Regions from separate parts of the Homo sapiens genome. Here region 1 is linked to region 2. A link is a loop called in an ENCODE intact Hi-C map of the cell type or tissue named here. Cell type or tissue: GM12878. All regions are shown on one strand. Links, peaks and the distances in the headings refer to the core of each region. The heading gives the core; the rest is flanking DNA.

What was found. A loop is a pair of places that touch in the nucleus more often than their neighbours do. Peaks named below come from ENCODE experiments on the same cell type or tissue, not always from the same donor. Only the 100,000 strongest peaks of a DNase experiment are listed, where the experiment ranks them.
Region 1: a loop joins it to region 2, with 10 times the contacts of the local background. A loop is called at or near these places in 20 of 110 quality-filtered maps.

Annotation. Positions count from the first base shown.
Region 1 is chr3:184,542,335-184,549,227 of GRCh38, reverse strand. The region is part of intron 6 of LINC01839 (long intergenic non-protein coding RNA 1839); the gene reads right to left. It overlaps LINC01840 (long intergenic non-protein coding RNA 1840), which reads left to right. Exons shown (of 2, transcript NR_046593.1): 2 at 2,051-2,514. Among named protein-coding and RNA genes, the nearest start is that of LINC01840, 11 kb to the left of the region's middle. In GM12878, for the core only: a CTCF peak has its summit at 5,061 (motif pointing right); DNase peaks (open chromatin) are centred at 2,797 and 5,068.
Region 2 is chr3:184,774,272-184,782,371 of GRCh38, reverse strand. It overlaps LOC105374253 (a long non-coding RNA gene), which reads right to left. Exons shown (of 4, transcript XR_924790.3): 2 at 6,334-6,396; 3 at 2,853-6,205; 4 at 1,628-1,777. Among named protein-coding and RNA genes, the nearest start is that of LINC02069, 5.2 kb to the right of the region's middle. RefSeq lists an enhancer at 763-1,263 and a silencer at 4,277-4,571. In GM12878, for the core only: a CTCF peak has its summit at 4,421 (motif pointing right); a DNase peak (open chromatin) is centred at 4,411.

The sequences.
Region 1 (6,893 bases), core at 1,106-5,105, 230 kb after region 2:
GAACATGGTCTAGCTGTAGTTCTCTGTGCAACTATTCTCCCAAAAGGTTGTTAGGGACTGTATAAAGAATATAGGCTTGTGGCTGGGTGCAGTGGCTCATGCCTGTAATCCCAGCACTTTGGGAGGCCGAGGCAGACGGATCACCTGAGATCAGGAGTTTGAGACCGGCCTGGCCAACATGGTGAAATCCCATCTCTACTAAAAAAAAAAAAATACAAAAATTAGCAGGGCATGGTGGCGGGCACCTGTAATCCCAGCTACTCTGGAGGCTGAGGCAGGAGAATTGTTTGAACCCAGGAGACAGAGGTTGCAGTGAGCCGAGACCGTACCACTGCACTCCAGCCTGGGAGACAGAGCAAGACTCTGTCTCAAAAAAAAAAAAAAAAAAGAATGTAGGCTTGTACATGTGAAATGTGGCTATACTAAGTGTGAGTGAGGGCACAGAGCAACAGAAACTGGCACACGCTGGCATGAGGGTAACCTGCATGACAGACGGGAAAAGCACCATACCCTCAGCCCAGTAACCACCCCGGGTGTACACCCTTGGGAAAGTCTCACACATGTGCAGGATATCAGAACAAAAATCGTTGTAGCAGCATTATCTATAACAGTAAAAAACGGGAAGCAAGGCCGGACGCGGTGGCTCATGCCTGTAATCCCAGCACTTTGGGAGGCCGAGGCGGGCGGATCACGAGGTCAGGAGATCGAGACCATCCTGGCCAACACGGTGAAACCCCGTCTCTACTGAAAATACAAAAAATTAGCCGGACGCGGTGGCGGGCGCCTGTAGTCCCAGCTACTTGGGAGGCTGAGGCAGGAGAATGGCGTGAACCCCAGAGGCGGAGCTTGCAGTGAGCCGAGATTGCACCACTGCACCCCAGCCTGGGAGAGAGCAAGACTCTGTCTCAAAAAAAAAAAACGGGAAACAACCTGAAACTTCATCAGCAGAGTCATGGATTTTGAAAAGCAGTAACAATACACAAATTAGAGATATATGTATTCACATGGATAAACGTCACAGACAATTTTAAGAGACAAAAACAAGATGCAGGAGGAGGATTTCTTTCCCATGATGCTGTCTCTACAAGGCTGAAAAACATGCCATCAGATGCAACGTACTGGGTATGGAATCTTGCATGTATGGCAAAGGTATATAGACATAGATGAAAATGATCAACACAAATTCAGGACAGTGGTTGGAGGGGAGAGAGGTGAAGAGGATCAGGGGGGAATACAGACAGCTATACTCTAATAATTTCCTTTTCCTTTTTTCTTTTTTTTTTTTTTTGAGATGGAGTTTTGTTCTTGTTGCCCAGGCTGGAGTGCAATGGCGCAATCTCGGCTCACTGCAACCTTCACCTCCCAGGTTCAAGCGATTCTCTTGCCTCAGCCTCCCCAGTAGCTGGGATTACAGGCATGCACCACCACGCCTAGCTAATTTTTTGTATTTTTAGTAGAGACAGGGTTTCATCATGGCCGGCTGGTCTTGAACTCCTGACCTCAGGTGATCCGCCCACCTTGGCCTCCCAGAGTGCTGGGATTACAGGCATGAGCCACAGTGCCCGGCCAATAGTTTCCTTTTTCACTTGGGCAGTGGATATGCAAGACTCATTCCAGGCTTTTGTATGAGCTAGGTCTGCATTCTAGTTCCAGTCCAGTCCTTCATTTCACATGGCCTTAGATAGACTATGTAACCGTTTCCTTCTCTGTAATGGGGGTACTCAGTTCCCATTTCATAGGGTGGCTGTAAAAATCCTTTCATGTTTTGTAAGGATTTATTTTGTTGCCTACATAAAGGTGTGATCTTGGCTCCTTCTGCAATAAACCCTGACAGCAGGTGCTCCGCAAAGGAAGACGACTGAGCGGGTGCCACAGCTGTACTGGTGGCCTGGTGTACTGGGGTGCAGCTAGGCCTGGTGTGACGTGACCATTTGCAAAGACACCCCCAGCCCCGCCCTGGTGTTTTATGGCCAGGTGCACTGCTCAAACTATTTCTCCTTGTTTCCCTTTCTCTCACTCCCTCCTTCTTTTTTCTCCTGCTCATTCACAGGACTAGAGAGGCAGATCCATGGCCACCAAGCTGTTAAGCGGCAAAACTGGGGATTCGAATCCTGGTGTCTCAGAGATGAAGCACTTCCCAACTAAGCCAGGGGCCCATGACTGTAGTCACCTAACTACCTGGGAATCTTTAAGAAACACCAAAGCCGCCGGGCGCGGTGGCTCACGCCTGTAATCCCAGCACTTTGGGAGGCCAAGGCAGGCAGATCACGAGGTCAGGAGATCGAGACCATGCTGGCTAACACGGTGAAACCCGTCTCTACTAAAAATACAAAAAATTAGCCAGGCGTGGTGGCGGGCGCCTGTAGTCTCAGCTACTCAGGAGGCTGAGGCAGGAGAATGGCGTGAACCCAGGAGGCGGACGGAGCTTGCTGTGAGCCGAGATTGTGCCACTGCACTCCAGCCTGGGGAACAGAGCGAGACTCTGTCTCAAAACAAAAAACAAACAAACAAACAACAACAACAACAAAAAACAAAGAAAAAAGAAACCCCAAAGCCTGGGCCCTGCCCTCACAATCTCTGGATACTCTGACCCCGTGGGTGTGGGAGTTTTCAGACCTCCCTGGGTAATGCTGATGCCCAGCCAGGGCTGAGCTCTCCTACACTCCAGTTCCTGCATGCTCTGCCCTTTGCAATACCCCGTTGTCCTCGTGGCGCTCCTGCTATGAATGAGCCAGCTCCCTCTAGTCTGTGAACTTCCTGACAGCAGAGTTCACGTTTTTCATCTTTATGTCCCCAACATGCAGCACAATCTCTGGCACACTTTTGGAAGAGTGCTTAGAACTCTGCAAGAGAGAGGAACTGAGACTGAGATGAGGAAGTTTCGGGGAGGCAGACAGACTTGGCCTGCCCAATACATGAAGTGTTGACCGAAAGGAAGGGCTGCCCACCATGTATTGAGCTCCCCACTGGAAGAAGTAATCAAGAAGAAGCAGAAGCTGATGCTTCCTAAGGGACTACTGCCTATGTTCAGATTCTATTTGTTTCTCTCCACCATCACCAAAGTGAGCATTTCCACCTCACAGTTCTTATTCCTAGAGGCACAGAGTCTCCTACAGGAAAGCAACAGGGAAATCTACTTCAGCCTCCAGCCAACCCTGTGCAGAAATCCCCTCAGCTGCAGCTCCATCCTCTCTGTAGTGGGGACCTTATTCCACATCGCGAAGTCAGCTTGGACAGCTCTGATGACTAGAAAATTCCTCCTTTCTTGGGTCAAGGTTCATGCTCTGCAACTCCTGTCATTTGGCCCTGGTTCTGCCCTCTGGAGTGGCATCATTCCTTCATCCCACTCATAGGGTTGCATAGGCTGCAGAAAGGACTTTGGATTTTATGTCAAGTGAAATGGGGGCCACATGAAGTATCATTAAACCAGGGGGCAGGGATGGCAACGTGATTTGATTTCTGATTTCAAAAGAACACTGTGGGCCAGGTGCGGTGGCTCCTACCTGTAATCCCAGCACTTTGAGAGGCTGAGGCGGGTGGATCACCTGAGGTCAGGTGTTCGAGACCAGCTTGGCCAACATGGTGAAACACCGTCTCTACTAAATACAAAAAATTATCTGGGTGTGGTGGCGGGCACCTGTAATCCCAGCTACTTGGGAGGCTGAGGCAGGAGAATCGCTTGAACCCAGGAGGCGGGGGTTGCAGTGAGCTGAGATTGCACCATTGCACTTCAGCCTGGGCAACAAGAGCAAGACTCTGTCTCAAAAAAGGAAAAAGAAAAGAAAAGAAACCCACTGTGTTACTGTGTGGAATCTGGATTACAGGGGAGTAACAGGAGAACCCAGCCGATGGGTTGGGAAGCTCCTGGAATCATTCAAACAAGAGATGATGGTAGCTTGGGCAGTGGTGCTAGCAGGGAAGATGGATTTGGGATGTGTTTTGGGTACAGAGCCAGCAAGACTTGCTGATGGATTGGATGTGCATATGCTAGTATTTGCCTAGTATAAGAGAATCTTGGCCTTATGTGTCATCTTTATTAACAAGAAATAGCTAAATTTAAAATATTCGTATTTTCGTATGCAGAGGATGGATAATTTAATCTATTCATGATTACTGAGATCGCTTTTGTTTTGATTTCTATCTCTGCGTTGTTGTTGCTTTTCTGGTTGTTATCTTTATTCTCATTCCTGATTTTCTAGATTTATTGTCTTGTTTCTTATCTCTTCCCCTATTTTCTTTTCCCCTTTTAAACAAGTTACTTGTAACATATCTGACATACAAGCATTCATGTCTTTCTTCCCTTTCTACATGGATAATAAGGGAATCTGTGGAGGCATTTCTGCCTGAAAAGAAGAGAAAGCAGAGGAGGAGGAGGAAGGGGAGAGGAGGAGGAGGGGGAGGAGGAAGAGAAGCAGAGGAGGAGGAGGAAGGGGAGAGGAGGAGGAGGGGGGAGGAGGAGGAGAGGGAGGAGGGGGGAACAGGAGGAGTAGGAGGAAGAGGAGTAGGAGGGGGAGGAGCAGGAGGGGGAGAAGGAGGAGGAGAAGGAGGAGGAGGGGGAGGAGGAGGAGTAGGAGGGGGAGGAGGAGGAGGGGGAGAAGGAGGAGGAGGGGAGGAGGAGTAGGAGGGGGAGGAGGAGGAGTAGGAGGGGGAGGAGTAGGAGGGGGAGAAGGAGGAGGAGGAGGGGGAGGAGGGGGAGGAGGAGGAGGGGGAGGAGGAGGAGGAGGGGGAGGAGGAAGAGGAGGAGGAGATGCTTCCTAAGGGGTCGCTGCCTATATTCAGGTTCCATTGGTTTCTCTCCACCATCACTGAAATGGGCATTTCCACCTCACAGTTCTTATTGCTAGAGGTACAGGAATAACTGTACCTCCGGACTCCCAACATCAGTCTCCTCCCCAGCCTGACCCCAGCCTCACCCTCACACAGCCTCAGCTCCCACTGAGCCCCACTCTCTGCAAGGCGGAGGGCTGACCAAAAGCGAAGAAGGCCAGGCGGTTGGATTCTCAGGGCCGGCTTACCTGTCAAGGACAAGCGGAACCTCAAACCTAGAGAAGTTCAGAGAAAATCCACCAGAGGGCACTGCAGCACTGCCCTGGAAAGAACATCCCGCGACCGCTTTTTCCCAATTAGCAAAGCACTACCGTATTGAGCACCCGTTAGCACAAAGCCCTGGGCGAGAGGCTGAGATGCAAAGATCAGGGCACAGGTGCTGCCCACTGCCACGTCGCGGGGGTGGGGGGGTGCTCAGAGCCCCTGGAGAGGGGTGAGAAGGTGGCACCCAGGCAGGGTGCCCTGCTTCTGGGGACTTTAATTATAGGACACACGCATACGTACAACCACACAACACATACATACACCAAGTAGACAACACACATATGAGCAACACCCACACTCACACCACACAAACAACACACACACACACACATACACACACCACACAAGCCACATACACACACCCTGCAGCCCTGGGCACCTGTGAGGGGCCAGCTGTGGGCAGACCCTGGGCCACAGAGGAGGTAGGGTAGAGACTCTGAGGAGAATGTGGAGCAGAGCATCGGTGAGTTTATAGCTTGAGAAAACAACCCCCATGGCCCCCAGACAATCCACACATCATTAGAGTTGCTGTAAAATAGCCCTATTAAAACGCACACATGTTAACCACATGCTACCCAAGGGTTATATGAACTCATCGATACCCACTCGCACATTAGCACAGATTTGCTGGGCGCTGAGGTTGGGGTGGGGAATCTTTTGCCAGAGGGTCACAGGGGAGGAGAATGCTAGCCAGCGTTTAAGGAGTGCTGATTGGGTGCAGACACTGTGCTGGTGGGGAGGGGTGCTTTCCTTCTCTTAATGCTCACAGACCACTGTGCTGTGGGCTAAAATATTATCCCCATTTGGGGCTGGGCATGGTGGCTCATGCCTGTAATACCAGCACTTTGGGAGGCCAAGGTGGGCAGATCACGAGGTCAGGAGTTCAAGACCAGCCTGACCAACGTGGTGAAACCCCGTTTCTACCAAAAATACAAAAATTAGCCAGGTGTGGTGGTGCGCGCCTGTAATTGCAGTTTCTTGGGAGGCTGAGGCAGGAGAATCGCTTGAACCTGGGAGGCGGAGGTTACAGTGAGCTGAGATCACATCACTACACTCCAGCCTGGGTGACAGAGTGAGACTCCATCTCCAAAAAAAAAAAAAAAAAAAAAAAAATTATCCCCATTTTACAGAGGAGGACACCAAGGCTCAGAGAAGTGAAGTGGCTTGCCCAGGATCACATAGCTAGTAGGTGGAGGAGCTGGGATTCTAACTCTGCCCCGAAGGAACTCACAGTTAGTTGGGGCAATGTATACAGAAAAAGACCCTAAACGACACAAGAGCATCTAACAAAGAGCAACTTCATTTTCTTTCTTCCTCCCCTTTCTTTCTCTTCTCCCTTTCTTTCCCTCCCTCCCTCCTTCCCTTCCTTCCTTCCTTCTTTCCTTCCTTCCTTCCCTTCTCTCTCTCCCCTCTCTGTCTCTCTCTCTCCCCCCTCCCCCCTTCTCCCATCTGTTTCTCTCTCTTTCTACCTCTCTCTCTCTCCCCTTGCCCTGTCTGTCTGTCTCTCTCGTCTGTCTCTCTCTCTCTCCCCGCCCCCCCCCCCCCCACCTCTGTCTCTCTCCCTCTCTCTCTCTTTCTCTCCTTCCAGGACTTAACATGCCCCATTTGCATTCACAAGAGCTTCCCCTGAGAAGGAAGTGGCAGCCCCTGCTCAGGCTGCCCTACCCTAATGACTCCAGGTAGCCTTGTGTCATCTACAGATGCAGCCTGTCGCCTGAAACCTCTGGCCCAGCAGATATTATGGTGCTGAAAGATCAATGGCGGGGAAAGACGCCTGTGGCGATTGTGCAGGCTCGGGTGGG
Region 2 (8,100 bases), core at 1,943-5,942:
GAGGTCAGGAGTTCGAGACCAGCCTGGCCAACATGGTGAAACCCTGTCTCTACTAAAAATATAAAAATTAGCTGGGCCTGGTGGCTTGCATCTGTACTCCCAGCTACTTGGGATGCTGAGGCAGGAGAAATGCTTGAACCCAGGAGACAGAGGTTGCCGTGAACTGAGATCATGCCACTGCACTCCAGCCTGGGTGACAGAGCAAGACTCCATCTCAAAAAAAAAAAAAAAGAATTATTTGCAGAGTTATAAGAGTCCAAGTTTTTGACTCATTTATTTGCCTCACATTCTGCCATGTTATTTGATATTCCAGACATCTTAGGAGGTCTCCGCCTGTGCTTTCCCAGTGCAGCAACCCTCTGGGATTAGCGGGCAAGCTCATTAGGAATGTGCAGCCCTCTGCCCCTCCCACTTCTCCAACTGATCCTGTACCAGGTCCTCTAGGGCCTCCTCCGCTGCATTCTCCTCCTCACCTTGAGGTAGAGGTCGCCTGACTTTACAGGGCCACCCTCCCTTCTACTTCCTTTATTCCCACTTGAGACAATCTCAGACCTTATCTTATCCTCTAGATCCTCAAAATCATTTTTCCTTTGTCCATTTTCCAGTTGTGTCTCTTGCCTTAAATCTCTAACAACAAGGTAGCAATGAATGAAGGAATGAATGCCGCCTCTTGCGTCTCCTCACCTGCATCATAATATCAGCGTTGCCCACGTAGTGACCTTTCATGCACGTTGTCTCATATCAGCCCTGAGGTTCAGAGGGGTGAGGTGACCTGCCCCAGGTTAAGCAGCTGTAAATGGATCACCCTTTCCCAGGGACTTTTAGGCCACTTCAGAGCACCCCATGTTTCTAATTGAGCCAGGCTCAAGGTTGATGTTGACATGCTCCCACAGTAAATGACCTTCACCAGTAGTGACCTATATATCTATCCAAAGGACAGAACAGGGACAGGTTTGTGAGCCCAAACAGGATGGGTGGCAGCTTTCAGCGATTCCTCTCTGTGGTGAGTAACTCAGCCTTTATCCCTGGAATGCATCATAGAACTGCGTTCCAGTCCTCCCCTCACACGATGGCCTCATTGACTCCCCAGCCACACAGGTTACTTCCCCCTTCACTTCCTGCCCAGACCCATTTCCAACTGCAGCCCCAGCCTGCAGGCCTAGCAGGCACCTGGGAAACAGCTGCAGGTGACCCAGGTGGCTTATGGTCAGGGCCAGCCTGGCCCAGCCTGCAAGGATCAATCCATGGAACCGAAGACAAACAATCCCAGGACCTCTCATCGGGTGGCCAGGGAGGCAGGCACAGGTGGCTGGTTGCACTGGGGCCGAGGTCTGGTCTTAGAGAGGGCCAGCTTCAGGACTGCAGGGACCAGATGACCCAGGGACACCCCAGCTCCACTCCGGAGTGGGGTTCAGTCTGCACTTGGACAGGGCCTCCTGGCCCCACTGCTTAGCAACTTAATTCAACATCTGAACAATCAGCATCATACATAGACTAAGAATTATTCAACATCAAGGAAGCAAATTGGGAGGAATCTAGAAATCTTAATGAATTTTCTGCACTGGAAGAAGGGATTAAAATCTAAGCGAGGTAGAAGACTGAGAAGAGAAAAAAAAAACAACCCAAGTGTGGCAAGAGAAACTATAATTAAAATAGCAAGTTGCAATTCGAGGTGGGGGTTGGAGAAGGAGGATAGATGGCTGTAAAGACCAAGGGACATCCAGTGAAGCATCTGACAGAAATGATTCCCAGGGATGTTCTGGGGAGAAAAATCCATCTGGAAACAGAGAAAAGGAAACGAAACAAGAATTTGCTGCATTATTTAAAGCTTTCAGGCGGAGGGGGGGCGTTCCGGAGAGAGGAGGTTAAGAGAGAAGAGAATGGAATTGCTCTACCAAAAGGATTAAAGGAAATCATAAGGGCTTTTTAAAATGACTCAAGCAAAGAAAAAAAAAAACAAAAAAAAAGCGGGGGAGATGCAAATAATTGTAAGCTGTGAAATTAATGGTGGCCAAGATTCTGAGTTCATTCTTTAAATCTGCTTAATGGGAAAAAAATGAAGGAGAGGCATTTGTATGCTTGGGGAGTAACGGAGTCCTGGAAAATGCAGTTCCAGAGAGCACTGACAGAAGCGAATGCATGGCAGAGAACGTGTGTCCTGGGAGAGGGCAGGGCTGGCAGGAAAATCAGACACCACCGCAGGGCGATCCGCTTACATAAAATACCTGCACTAACTCCCTTTGATGTTTGCCTTCCCAAATATTTGACTCTTTCATAGAAGGCTCCACATGATGTCCAGAAATTAGCAAAGTCAAAAGATGCTCTTGCGAAAACACCACATGGCATCAGAGGCCTGGGTTGGAATCTTCGCACTGTTACTAGGTTTGTGACCGTGGGCTTGTTACTTTACCTCTCTCAATTCCATGGCTTTAGAGGACCGCACTGAGGATTCAGCGGGATTAAGTCCGAGCCTCACAGACAGGGTCTCACTCTGTTGCCCAGGCTGGAGTGCTGTGGTGTGATCTCCACTCCCTGCAGACTTGACCTCCTGGGCTCAAGCAATCCTCCCACCTCAGCACCCCACCCACCCACCCCAAGTGGCTGGGACTACAGGCAGGCACCACCATGCCCAGTTAATTTTTTGTACTTTTTTTGTAGAGACAGGTTTCACCATGTTGCCTGGGCTGGTCTCAAACTCCTGGGCTCAAGTGATCTGCCTGCCTTGGACTCCCAAAGAGCTGGGATTGCAGGCGTGAAGCCACCGCACCCAGCCCAGGAGAGTCTTAACATCCTCCCTCACCTAAACTTCCCGTGCACAGTAGCCCACCTGTCTACCCACCACAGCCACTCACATTCAAGCCCACCTCGGTGCTTTGTCGCATCCGGGCTTGCCAGCCCCCGAGCTCCTTCCCCTTAGCCTTTTTCCAGTCCCTTCCCAGAGGCAGCCCCCACTCTTATGAGATGTCTATACATCCTGGGGGAGTCCAGCAGGTGAGCATGCAGCACTGGTTCTGGGAAGCACGGACACTAAAGCTGCCCTGTCAAGGGAGGCTGTAGGGAGAAGAGAAAGGGAAAACAGTTTGGAAACAAAGCTGGACTTCTAAGCAAAGAGTGAAAGGGCTTGGGTCTCAGGAGAGCAGCGGGATTGTTGAGGCGTGCTGGGGAAGGAATCAGCAAGGCCCCGTGATGAACTAGCTCCGTGGCACAAAGATGACGGGGTAGCCTACATGGACCCGCACCCGCTTCTGCGGGGAACCCCAGGTCTGCCTCTCCAGGGCTGACGGTGGTGGATGATTTTCCCGAGCGCTGCCCCGGCTGCACTCGACTGCCATTGGCCACTTGACGCCTGCCTGTTTTTAAATAGCTGCATCAGACTTTTCATTCTTCTTTAACGGAGTTCACTGGGACCTTCAGCTTATGTTTGGGAGTGGAGTGGGTGTGGAAAATGAAGCTTTTCCTAGAGTTGCACTCCCCAACCCTGCTCTGGCTCTAGGGATCCTATCTAGCTACAGCCTTTCTGCAATGCTCACCCGGCCCTCCTGAGCTCGGCTGTAATCACATGACTGGCGGTAGTAAAGAGGAAATTACACGTCTGCCTCTCATGCCCACCATTTTCAGGTCTGTGATGAGGCTGTGACATAGCCACTGAACCCAGGACCCTCCAGCTTGCATTTGCGCCGGCTGAGGCTCACCACGCATCACTGTGCTGCTTCCAGAGCTCAACTGTGCTCCACTGTCTGGGAGATGGGAGAGAGCTGCTTATCCATCCAAACCCCCAACTTGCCAACTCTCCTGTGGCAGAGGCAGTCGACCTCCATCTGTAACCCTCGCCTGGTGCACCCGCCTCCCCGTGGGAGTCTGATTCAGTTGGGAGTAGTTTGGGAATTATAGTCATCAAATACCAGACAGTGACATGGAGCAAATCACTTACCTCCTCCAAGCCTCAGTGTCCTCCTTTGTAAAATGGGGACAATTATACACACTTCATGGCGCTACTGGGAGGATGAACTGGGAAATGCAAGTGCAATCTTTTGGTAAAATGAAAACTCTTAGACAAATGAATGTAATTATTGATTGCTTATGCATACCCCGGGAAGCATGTCAACCCACGCCCCTGGTGGAATCTTCCTTAGGCTCCTTACATAGAAGCTGGACTAACACCCTCTCCCACTCCCCCTCCCTTTTATTTTAGCTTCCATTGTATCCTAAGCTCACCTCTATAATTACACTAATCAGCCTGTATTGTAACTGTTGCTTTGCATATCAGTCTTCTACAGTGGACTGACCTCTTCTTGGGGGTAGGGGATGTTCATTCATTCAACAAGAGTAAATATTTCTTCCCTGGCTCACAGCAGGGGCTCAATACATCTTTGATAAATGAATGGACTGTGATACTGGGGTGAGATGTCAGATATGGCCACCAGGTGGCAATCAAGTCCTTCTTAAGCAAGTCGACTTGAGTCATTGCAGAGGCCCGTCTCAGAGCAAGAGAGGGCTCTGCAAGAATTTCTCGCTGGTGGGTGAAGGCCAGGGCCTGGGTGCTGGGCCTCAAGTTCTCTTTGTGTCTGGCACCAGCTCTGTGCAGACAGGACCATCCACCATGGTGTCCTGAGTCCTACATCTGCCTGGAGCCTGAATGCCCAAGATGACCCTGGAGGAGAGACCCAGGTTATATCTGGGGGAGCCCTGGCAAGCTCAGCTGATGGGATCCGAGGGCCAGTGTACACGTTCTGTGCACGTATGCGTGTGAGTCCATGAGTGGGCATGTTTATTAGCACCCTTGGATCCCTCCGTGGAGACGTGGCCATTTGCCTACCCTTGTAAGCAGCAGGGTGGAAAAGTAGAAAAGTGCAGAGAACACTGAGGCCCGGGCTGCAGGACCAGCCCATCGCTGACCCACTGTGTGCCCTAGGCAAGGAGCTTTCCCTCCCTGGGCCTGTTTCCTCATCTGTGAAATGAGGGCAGTGGGTTACACGGCTAAGGGCCTTTCAAGCGCTGACATTTCTTCTTTGTGTCTCTGAGGTATGGACTGATTCAAGGGCTCTGGGTCCTCTTCGGGATTCTCAGACTGGATTGGGACCTGAATTCTTAGGGAGACTGGATGCTACCTCTGGCTTCCGACCTGGGCAAAACCCTGCCTCACTTGGGTGGCTACCTGACAGATGCTGCCCTGGGTTCAGAGAGGAAGGCTCTCAAACAGCCATGGGGATGGTCACTTGCCTGTCTGTCTGTGGATGTTTCCCAGGTGGGGCCACCTCACCAGGCCTCTCCTTGTTCTGTGCTTCCCCAAGTCCCTTCCTTTCATTCTCAACCCCCCAAGTCTCTCATCTGGCGGTGTGTGTTGCTATCAGCTGGAAGGTCAGAACCTGTGACAGACCTACTGGTCTAACACACTGGAGGCAAGCACAGCCTGAGGCCTTGGTCTCCTGGGGCCTCTTGGGACCCCCACCCCAACCTACTCCTTTTACCTCCAGGCAGGACAGACAAGACAAATGAGAATCTACCCAAGCACAAGCTGCTGTTGAAATAAAGGGAGAGATGTCTCTTTATAACTTTCCCCTTGAAATAAACCCAGACTTAAGAACAACAGAAACACGCAAAATGTGTTTTTAGTGGAACCCAGATGAAGGGCTGAAAGCCCAGAGGGCTCTCTCCATCTAGGGTTCTCCTCTTTGGAATTCTATCCTTTCCTCCCCACCCCCCTCAGGCACGTCCCCGCCCAACCTCTGGGCTGGGGCTCCTTGGCCTGGAGTAGGCTACCTCCAGCCATCCTGGCATTGCTTCCAGGTAGGCAGAGCACTCCGCCCACCATCACCCTCCAAACACAAGGCTGAGCCTGGCATCTAATGAGATCTGTGGTTTCAGAGATTTGGGGGACAGGAGTGGGGACCAGGACCAACTCAGTGCAAATACCTGGATCTGCTGAAATACAACAAAGAGAGAGTGAATTAAGACATCTGAAAAAAATACTCTAAGGAATTCTGCTCACCCACGTGGCCCACTGCTTCTCATTAAATAGTTGCAGTTCTCCATATTAACATATGCAAATCCAGCCCTGTGCAGGGGCTGGGGAGATACAAAGGCAAGTCCTTACAACCCCTTTCTCGCTCCCCTAAGTTTGGTGGAAGGAGTTCCCTGTGGGGTGAAGAACTCTCACAGGTTCCATTTCGATGCTTGAGAGTTGTAGCCATGGGATGCTCCTTCCCTGCGGGGAAACAGATGAGAGCAGTTTCAGGGAAAAACGAGGAAACTGATCTGTAGAGGCTGCATCTTCTAAGTTGTACGGGTCATTTTTCAACATTCCTGGATGCCCGCCATATGCCAGGAGCTTACCTTGGGTGCTGGATACACAAGAGATAACCAAGACATCGGGACTAGCATCAGATTGCTCATAGTCTAGTGGAGAAGAAGGAGAAGGAGAAGAAAATCAGATATTATAATTAAACAGCTGATGGAAGGTGCTGAGTTTGGTCATGGATGCATTGCCTCTGGGACCTCCAGGTGAAAATCATCGGATGTAGAGGGTCTGATGCTTAAGAGTAATTTTTAGGCAAGAAATGTAGATTTGGGGACAGATGAGCCAAGGTCAGAAGGTGCAGGGAATGAGGGGAGGATAGTATCAAGGAAAGAAGGAGGTGCAAGAACAAAGAAGGATTCAACAGGGTCCAACACCACCAGTAAGGACTAAAATGGGTTTCCCAGCAGCTTCATCAGGACATCACCCCTGCCCTTCGTCAGAGTGGTTTCAGTGGTGTTGTGGGGAAAGAGGCCAGGTGAGGAGGTCAGAGGAGACGGTGAGGGGAGAGGAGGCAGTGGGCAGAGCCAGAGGCAGGAGTAAGTGCCATAGAAGAGATGGGAGGACATGCATGTGCCCGCCTCACAAGGCCACAGCAGAGAGCCTGGGGCAGAGCAAGCCTTCAGCAGAGAGGAGAGGAGTTTTTTTCCTCCTCCCTTCTGCCCCTTCTAGAATAGTCAAAGGCCACCTTGGGTGAGGAAATGGCTAGAGAAAGGCACCCTTCTTCCAGTCATTCAGTAAACATTTATTGAACAGCTACTAGGTGCCAGTCTCAACACCAGGTGCTGAGGATACAGTAGACAGCAAGAGACACGGCCCCGCCTTCCTGTGTGGGAAGGTCTTCCACCCCATCCCACTTCTGAGTGGCTAACAATGGCCACAGGACACTCACAGCACAATTCCCACTGGGGCGCAGCCCAGGCAGGGGTGGGAAAGCATGTGGGGCTCATCTATGTCCTCTGGAGTTTCCCCTGGTCCCCAGTTCTTGGCCCGGTTTCTCAGAAGACTGCATTCCTACTAAGGATTTAGGGGATGTAATTTAAGCAGCAGCCCTTTGATGGTGGGGGTGGGAATATTGCATTTTCAGAGGCAACTCTTAAAGAACAGAAAGCTTTCCTGCCAGGATGGCTCTGGAATGACAGCAGAATGTCAAGCAGCTTAAGAAAATTGAGGGGAATTTTTTTTTTTTTCTGGAAGGGCATAAGTGGTCAGACATGATGGCTCATGCCTGTAATCCCAGCACTTTGGGAGGCCAAGACGGGAGAATTTCTTGAGGCCAGGAGTTTGAGACCAGCCTGGTCAACATAGCAAGACCCTGTCTCTACAAAAAAAAAAAAAAAAAAAAAAAAAAAAAGAATAGAAAAAATAATAATACTAATCAGACTTGGTAGTACACACCTGTAGTCCTAGCCCCTTGGGAGCTGAGGCAGGAGGATCACTTTGAGCCCAGGAGTTTGAGGCTGCAGTGAGCCGTGATCAGAAAGCCGGGGACGTACAGTGTCCTTTTGGCTCCCAAATCATTCAGATCCTGTTTTTCTATTTTGCTTCCTCCTTTTTTTTTTTTTTTTTTTTTTTTGAGATGGACTCTCGCTCTGTCGCCCAGGCTGGAGTGCAGTGGCGCCATCTTGCCTCACAGCAACCTCCGCCTCCTGGGTTCAAGCCATTCTCCTGCCTCAGCCTCCCGAGTAGCTGGGCCTACAGGCGCCCGCCACCATGCCCAGCTAATTTTTGTATTTTTAGTAGAGACAGTGTTTCACCGTATTGGCCAGGGTGGTCTCGAACTCCTGACCTCGAGTGATCTGCCC